Regions from separate parts of the Homo sapiens genome. Here region 2 is linked to region 1. Evidence: chromatin contacts called from ENCODE Hi-C or POLR2A ChIA-PET data. All regions are on one chromosome and are shown on one strand. Each heading gives the region's core, a stretch centred on a gene start or an enhancer-like site at or near the end of the contact. The rest is flanking DNA. Distances are from core to core; before and after follow the strand shown.

What was found. A loop is a pair of places that touch in the nucleus more often than their neighbours do. ChIA-PET counts read pairs that join two places held with the same protein, here RNA polymerase II (POLR2A). Pooled maps may share reads with other maps.
Region 2: a map of ascending aorta shows a loop between it and region 1 (8-fold over the local background). The contact joins the promoter of FGFR2 here to the enhancer-like site in region 1. A Hi-C loop is called at or near these places in 8 of 168 maps with a recorded cell type or tissue (aorta, ascending aorta, ovary and 4 more), 6 of 37 single-sample maps with no recorded cell type and 10 of 50 pooled maps. POLR2A ChIA-PET finds 5 or more read pairs at or near these places in 1 of 52 experiments (MCF 10A).

What each region holds. Positions count from the first base shown.
Region 1 is chr10:121,459,305-121,463,158 of GRCh38, forward strand. No RefSeq gene overlaps it. Among named protein-coding and RNA genes, the nearest start is that of FGFR2, 140 kb to the right of the region's middle. RefSeq lists an enhancer at 1-491. Within about 2 kb of position 1,552, at least 4 of the 41 ENCODE cell types and tissues checked have a DNase peak (open chromatin) inside an H3K27ac peak, as active enhancers do; they include ascending aorta and tibial artery, where a contact is called at or near this core.
Region 2 is chr10:121,597,119-121,600,911 of GRCh38, forward strand. FGFR2 (fibroblast growth factor receptor 2) reads right to left here and starts at 1,326. Exons shown (of 18, transcript NM_000141.5): 1 at 844-1,326. RefSeq lists an enhancer at 1-532.

The DNA of each region.
Region 1 (3,854 bases), core at 302-2,801:
AAGCCCTGACTGATTCATCTTCCAAATCCCAGGGTGTGGTGGTGTAAAGAACACACACCTCCAGTCACCTTGGGGTAGCAGAGCACACCCCGTGCCTCTTCCCAAGAACCAGGCCCACCACGGGGCATAGCCACGGGCAGGACCCAAGCTCCCATCTCACTCACTTCTCAGCCGCTCAGCCTTAGGCTCGGGATGTCTCCGAATCTCAGTTTCCTCACCTTTAAAATGGGAAAAAGTTTGCATACCTGTTGGGACTGGGTAACAACTGGTGTGGGTTAATAAACTGCAGAGAGTGCCTAGCTCAGCACTGGAAACCTGCGGTGTGCTCAAGAATGGCAGGAGGGTGTTGCTGTTGCCCTTCTGATTCGAAATCCTCCTTGCTTCTCATCCATTAACCCCAGGATATATTGAGAAATGCAATCGGCTTCTTCCTGACTCAGGGCACTGAAATCACCACGTTGCTTTTGGGTTGCCCAAAACACTGTGTCGCCAAGAAAAGCCTTTCAAAGCCCCTTTCGGGAAGGGATTTTTTTCGAACTTGAAACAAGAAGGAGTCATTTGCCAAAGTGAAATAGCACATAAACCTTAGAACCCACAGATTTGAGTGAATTCTAATCTTGGCCAAAACTGGCAGGAGTGAGGGGGTGTTGGGGAGGGAGGATGAGTCAGAGATTCCACCCTTCAGAGGGGGCAGCCTAATATGGCATTGGGGAGCCACAGGAGACGACTTAGGTATGCCTGGACTTTCAGACTGGAGCCACGGCTCTGGCCAGGAACCAGCTGTGTCCCCCCACACACCTCCCCCCCCAAAAAAAAACAAACCTACCCTCACATATGCATGGAGCAGAGCCTCGGGGTGGCAACCCAAACTGAGTGTTCAGATCCATCAGCAGGAACCAGCTGAGAGACTAGCAGCTTGCCCCCAGGAATGATAGCAACCAGCCTTCTCCTGGTATGCCCTGGTTCTTGGGCCAAACATGGACCTGTCCCTGCAGACACTGTGTGGTCCTCGCTGACTCCAAATTCTCCTAAATGCAGCCTCCGTGGAGCCTGTGATACGGCACATGAGCCTGGGAGTAAGAGGGAGGCTTCGCCCGGTGTAACCTCAGAGCACGTGTCGTTTATTTTTAGGCCTGGAGTAAAGGGCCTGGGTAAGGGAGGAACTTCAAAAGGTGAGATTTCTGTCATTGGAATAGTTTTACAATGTAATGAAAACAAAGAGATGGCTCTTAGAGGGTGTGGGTGGAAGCAAAGCCAAGTTCTAGCCCTGCAGTGGCTCTCCCCAGCTGTGTGGCTTTGGGCAAGTCTTTGCACCTGTTTTTTATCTGTAAACTGAAGAGAGAATTGGTTCTCAAACTTGAGTGCTCATCAGAATCATCTGGAAAGCTCGTTTCCTGGGCCCTGGCACAGAAATTCTGATTCAGAGGATCTGGGGCAAGAACTAAGAATTTGCATTTCTAACAAGCCTTCAGGGCTATAGGATCCAGGGGTACATTCCATGGGGAACAGTCTCACTCATTGTCCTGTATCCCCAGGAAAAAGTCCTCTGATTGGACTGACTTAGGGTACATGCCCATTTCCGACCAGGCCAGAGCCTGGTCATTGGCCTGGCCCAGGTACTGGCTCCATCCCTGGAGCCAGGAGATGAATCAGCTTCCCCCTAACCAGTTGAATCACCAAAACAGGGAGTCTGGATTAGGAAAGAGTAAGGGAGGAATTATGCTAGAGAGACAAGCAGCAAGTGCCTGTCTCAGTGGCAGAGCGGCACCTGAGCCAGGTGAGGCTCGCTCCTCCAGGCCCTGTCTCTAGCAAGCCTGGCCAATTTCCACGTAGACCCTCTGTTTGAGATGTCAACTCTGGGTGTTGTTTGCTGAACTTACGCTCCTGTGAAAGGAATTTGGGAAGAGACCTAGTTCAGGTCCCTGTCTCCAGGGAAGGTAGTACCTAAACCGTTCCAGGCAGATGAATTCCAACCAAATCTTCTAGGAAGGAGGTAATTACCTGGGTTCTCCTGAGTGGTGTTCCTGAGGGAACTTCAGCAACACCGTGTCATTCATCTATATCCCTGTGCTCTGTAGCAAATGTACAGACAACTATAACTCATTCTTGCGTGAAGTCTATTTCTGACCTCAAAGCAACTCCCAGGTAATGAAAGTGATGAGATGATGATGATGATGATGACAATGATGATGATGAAGGGGCTAATGTGTCCCTTCCTTTTCCTCTGACGCCTTGACCTTCCCTATTAGGGGTTTGTTCAGATCAGGATTTCATGTTATAAATGATTTGCTCAGAAAGGCAGACCAGCAGTTTATCAACCTTCCTACCCAAGCTCCCTGTGGATCACCCAGACCTACGAGCCGAGGAGATGAAGACCACAGACATCTAGTTTTTGGTCCATAGTCTGAGATGCAAAACTCAGGGCCAGGAATGGATCTTGAGTTTAAGGCCCTACTATGACTCTTGCCTCAAATCTACCCATAAATTATCTGGGCACTTGGGACTCATTTACTGGGAAACAGAATAATGTGAGGATTCAGCCACCAGCAGGCTCTGTGCTCAGATGGCCTGAATTCAGTCCAGGCTATGTGACCTTGGATAACTCACATTACCTTTCTGTGCCTCTGTTTTCTCGGGAGCAAATCAAATTCTAAGCGTGCTTATACTACAAACGTGGTTGTAAAAATTAAAATATGTAAAGCACTTGAAATACCGCCCGGTGCGTGACAAGCCCTTTATAAATATTAGGTATGATTATTCAGGCATTATTGAATTCGTCAGACATTAATGAAGCATCCTCTGGCGTTGAGTCACCGTATTAGGGGACAGAAATTCATAGCAATAAAGATCTGAAAATTTGCCTTCACAGTGTTCATAGTCTAGGAGAAGATAAGACCCAAAGAAAGATAAACCACAATACATCATGATATATGCTGTCACTGAGATTTGAATAAAGTGCTGACTCTATCTGGAAGTGACCAGGAAGGCCTTCCAAGGGACATGATGTTAGACCTGGGCCTTGAATGAGTTTGCCAATGAAAACTGTCTGAGGGAAGCCACTCTAGATATAGAGAACAGAATGCTTGTGTCACGAAAGGGCCTGCAAGTCCACGGAGCGATGGTTTCAGAGCAACAGGAGCATAAGTTTCCTGAGGAGGGAGTGGCGTATATCAGGCCCTGGTAAGGTGGTTAGAACATGATGCTGCAGACTTTGGACTTTATCTGCAAGCCGCAGGAGCCAACAGAAGTTTTTAAGCAAGAGAATGGGATGGGATGAAATACGACTTTTTTAGGACTATAATGGGTTGGTAGCAGGGTAAAGGGTGGCCTGGATGGGAGAGACTGGTACAGCTGGGCCGGTGAGGAAGCTGAGCCCAGGCAAGAGATGAAGGCTTGGGAAATGAGAAGGAGAATGGATTCAGGATACTCTAGTCAGGACAATGGACAGAAAGTGGTGGCTCACCGGATATTAGAGAGGAGAGGAAGGGAGGAGTCCAGGCCGAGTCTAGAGTCTCTGGCTTGGGAGGCTGCGTGGACGGTCTTGACTAAGTTAGGGAACATGGGAAGAGGCACAGACTTGGGCAGGTGGACACGGATGGAGCAAATGGGTGTGTATTTGGTAAGTTCAGTTTGCATTACAGAAGTAGGCCACCCCTTCACACTTAAAATGTCCAGCCATTCTTGGAAAAAAGTGAATAGATTATGCACGGTAGATTTTCAAAATTTTTCCTGAGAGTAATCATATCAGGCAAAAAAGCTCTGTTTTCCAATAATTAAATCCAGATAATTTTAAAAACCTGTGACTGCCAGGCAAGGATCAAAACAAGAGTAACAAGCAAAACACTGCTGTAAAT
Region 2 (3,793 bases), core at 76-2,575, 140 kb after region 1:
GGGGTGCGAGGAGAGCGACGGAGGCTGGTGGTCCCCGAGCGGGCCTCCTGCGCCAGGTCCGTGGTCCGCGAGGGTCGGAGCCAGCGCCACGCAGGGCCCTCGGCTTTTTTCCCCAGCGCGGCCCCGTGGCCGAAAAAAATGAGCGCGCAAGTTAGAACTCGCCTGCGCTTTCGACATCTCCCAGCCGCTGCGGCAGAGCAGGCAGGCGAACTAGAAAAAGTCGGTCCAGTTCGCCCCCTAGCCCCAGGCGCACTGCGCTCCCTCCAGCGCCGACGGCGGCTGCGGGCGAGGGGCGCCCAGGCACCGGAGCCGTCGCCTCCCCAGCAGTGCCACCCCTGGCCATCGCCACCCCTACGGGATGTCACCGGCCCCACCCCAGCGGCCCCCTCCCGAAAAAGGGGTCTCCGCAGGGCCTGGATGGTACGGAAGTTCCCAGGACACACGGATGGGGCACCTCGGAGATGACCCCGGGAACCGGCCTGCGGGGCTGTGCCACGGGCAGGCGAACCTTCCGCCCGTCTGCTCTGGGGTCGGAGAAACGCGCCCAGTCAGCGGGAATGCGCCCGCCAGGGTTTGACAGGGAGGGGGGCGTCAACGCCAGAAGCAGATGTCAGCATCTGGATGGGGGTAGCAGAGGCAGAACTTCCAGAACGCCGGCCGTCAGCACGCACCCACCTCCCCCATCACCTATGCAGCCACAGAGGGAGGACACGGAGCGTCCTCCACAATGCTAGTCCTTCCGCGCCCCCCGCCCGGAGGACGGTGCACCCGGCGTCCCGGGCTCCCGTGGCGCCCACGTCCCCGGCTGGCGAAGCTCCCCGAGGCGTCTTGCGCGGCGATTACCTTGAATGGCAACGCTCCTCCGCGACCTGTGTTGTCCCCGCGCCCCGCGTGGGTCGGGATGGAGAAAGCGACGAGCCCGGGGTTGCGGGGAGCAACTCCAAACGCAGAAGAGTGGTCCTTGGGTCTTCGCCGGCGCCAAGCCTCCCGGGCTTCACGCGTACCCCAGGCTGCGGAGGAGCGCGGGCATGACGCCCGCGGGCTGCCCTCGGATTTGGGGAACGAGAGGAAGAAAGGACTCAGGCTTGGCGTTGCCTCCACCAAACTTTGCTCGCGAGTTGCGAAGGCTCAGAGCGCGCAGGCAAGCTGCGGCCTCGGGGCCCCCGGGGCTCGCGGCCGGCCCCCGCCAGCCCGGAGAGCAGTCGCCGCGCCGGGCCAGGTACGCCGCATGCAGCCCCGCGGCGCCCGAGCTTTGTGGCGGCCGCGCGCGCTCCCTCGCCCGCTCCGCACCCGCCGCCCGCCCGCTCGGCTCTCCACCGCGCTCTCCTCCAGCCGCCGCCCGCGCCGCCGCCGCCGCCCCCGCCTCCTCGCGGCGGGTCACGCCCCCACTGAAACCCGAGCCGTTTCCTGGACGGCGGCGCCCTCTCTGCCAATCAGCGCCGCGCGCCCGGGCCGCCCCGAGTCCCGCGCGGCTCCCGACGCCTCCGAGCAGCCGGAGACACCGGCCCGGGAGGCGAGGGCTCGGCCGCGATGCGGCCGTAGGGATGCAGCGACAGCCTCCGAATAAGGCCTGGTCCCGCGCCCCGCGCCACCTCCTCCCTCCTCCCCGGGCGAGCGAGGCTGGCCAACGGCTCGCTGAGCGACTGCGTTACGTTGTTTTATGTCAAGTTAGAAAACAAATGACCGAAGGCTCTAACCCTGCCCTCCCGCTAAAGAGACTTTAAAATGCGCCTGCTTGATACTGCGGGGAGGGTTGCCAGGCAGCTGAAGCTTTTGGAGGAGAGGAAGCCACTTGGAAATGTTCGCAGGACATTGCATGTTTCTGTCCTTCTAAACAATAGAAATGAGAGGAAAAAACTGAATATTAATGGAGGCCCTACTATGGGAGGGTCACACTACATAGGTGATTCTATTTCATCTGCCCAACCACCCTGCAGAGTACTATTCCCAGTTTCTGATAAGGAAACAGGATCAGAGAGGTTAAGTAATTTGCCTAGGACCACACAGCTGGCTACTAGGACAGCCTGACTTTGAATGTGGCTCTCTCAGAAAAAGCCAAAATTGCATCAAAAAAAAAAAGTGTTTAATAATATATGTTTGGATTAATAAAAAGAAATTCAAAGGAGTCTAAAGACAACTCTACCATAAATAGACCTTGAACAAAGTAATTCCTCCCTCTGAATCTTAGATTAAAAATCATAAATGCAAAATCTGATTCTTCAACTGCACACCAAGCTGTAACTGGTTAAAGTTCCTATGTCCATTTACCTTTTCACTAAGCCGTGTCTTCGGAATAATTTATTTTAAATATGCTTTTTCTCCCTCCTTATTCATCCAGCTCCTGAGCAGCCGTGCTTAAGTTCAAGACCATATAGATTAAAACCTTAATTATTTTTCTTTAGAAAAGGTCACTAAACCCAGAAATGCTTTAGAATCCTTTTGAGGCCTGAAGATAGATGAAGCATTGAGAACAAACCTGACTTGGAAAACAGACTTTTCCTGGATTTAGAAACATATTTGCACCTGTGTCACTAACATTGCACCCTTCATAACATTTACAAAAATATTTTTCAAGGTGCTACATGATTAGAAAATCATTTTTATTCACAAATATAGCACAGAAAACGTTTATGCAAGTTATTTAAAAGCCACACAAGTAAGAAATCCATTTAACTGCCTCAGGCAAAAGGCTATAACATTGTATTTTGGAAATTTGATAGCAACAAAATAAAAACTGGTTCTTAAGCAAAATTATCCCTCTATATGCTTGGTGGGAGGGTATGTTTTTGGTCAAGTCCTCTAACCTGGATTAGCCCCAGAGCCTATACATTAACGGACACCTCAGCCCAGGTTGACACTTAGCCATTCACTCCCACACGGGTTGTTCTGATAGCAGTATGTTTTCAAGTTCTCAGAAAAGGGATGCAGCTGAACGTGTCTGCCTGCTCGCAGGTTGCCACTTACATCTTTATATTCCCCACCAATGGGAAACTCGAGTGTCTCAGGACAGTTCCTTTCCCATCCTACACCGCATCCATCAGCCATTGAAAATGCTGTTAACACATTCTCACATAAATTAATGGTGCAGGAAGCCGCTGTCCCTATCCCCCATTCATCAATAGCTTTATGCATGTTGAATGGAAAGGAAGCTTTCCGCTGAAAATGACAAATAAGAACACCTACTTTCATGTCCAGGCACAGTTTGCAGAATGTATTTTTTATAGAAATGAAAAGACACCAATCTATCAAAAGCTCCTTATTCCCTAAAGAGGGCTCATATATAAGGGACTGAAACCCACAAGACCACAACAGGAAACTCTTCAGTTTTGAGGAGGGGGGGGAAGTATGTTTAGAATTATTTTTAAAAAATCAATTATGTCCCCATATTTAGTCTTCAAGTGACCTCAGACCATCCAGGAAAACCTTCACACCACTGAGGCTTCTGAATGAGAAAATAATCTCTTTACAGTTTTTTCTTTTCTCTTCCCTCTTCAAGTGGCTGGAACCCCTTTCGTCAATGGCCTCCCATGAATGGTGTTGCTAATAAAGCCTATTAATGAGCTTCCACGGCGGAGTGTGAATAGGTAAATAAGCCCCAATCTGTTGAGGTTCTGGGGCAAGGGCAGAAAAGCCAGTAAGAACTAAAGGTGACAGTTTGAACTGAACTGCGAACGCCAGCACCAGGTTTCAGCTGAAAGAACCGCCAGACAAGGACACATTCACAGTTCCTCCACCCCCTACTGAGGTCTCTTTTCTTCGCAATTTTCCCCCCTTTACAAAATGTCTTGAGTAG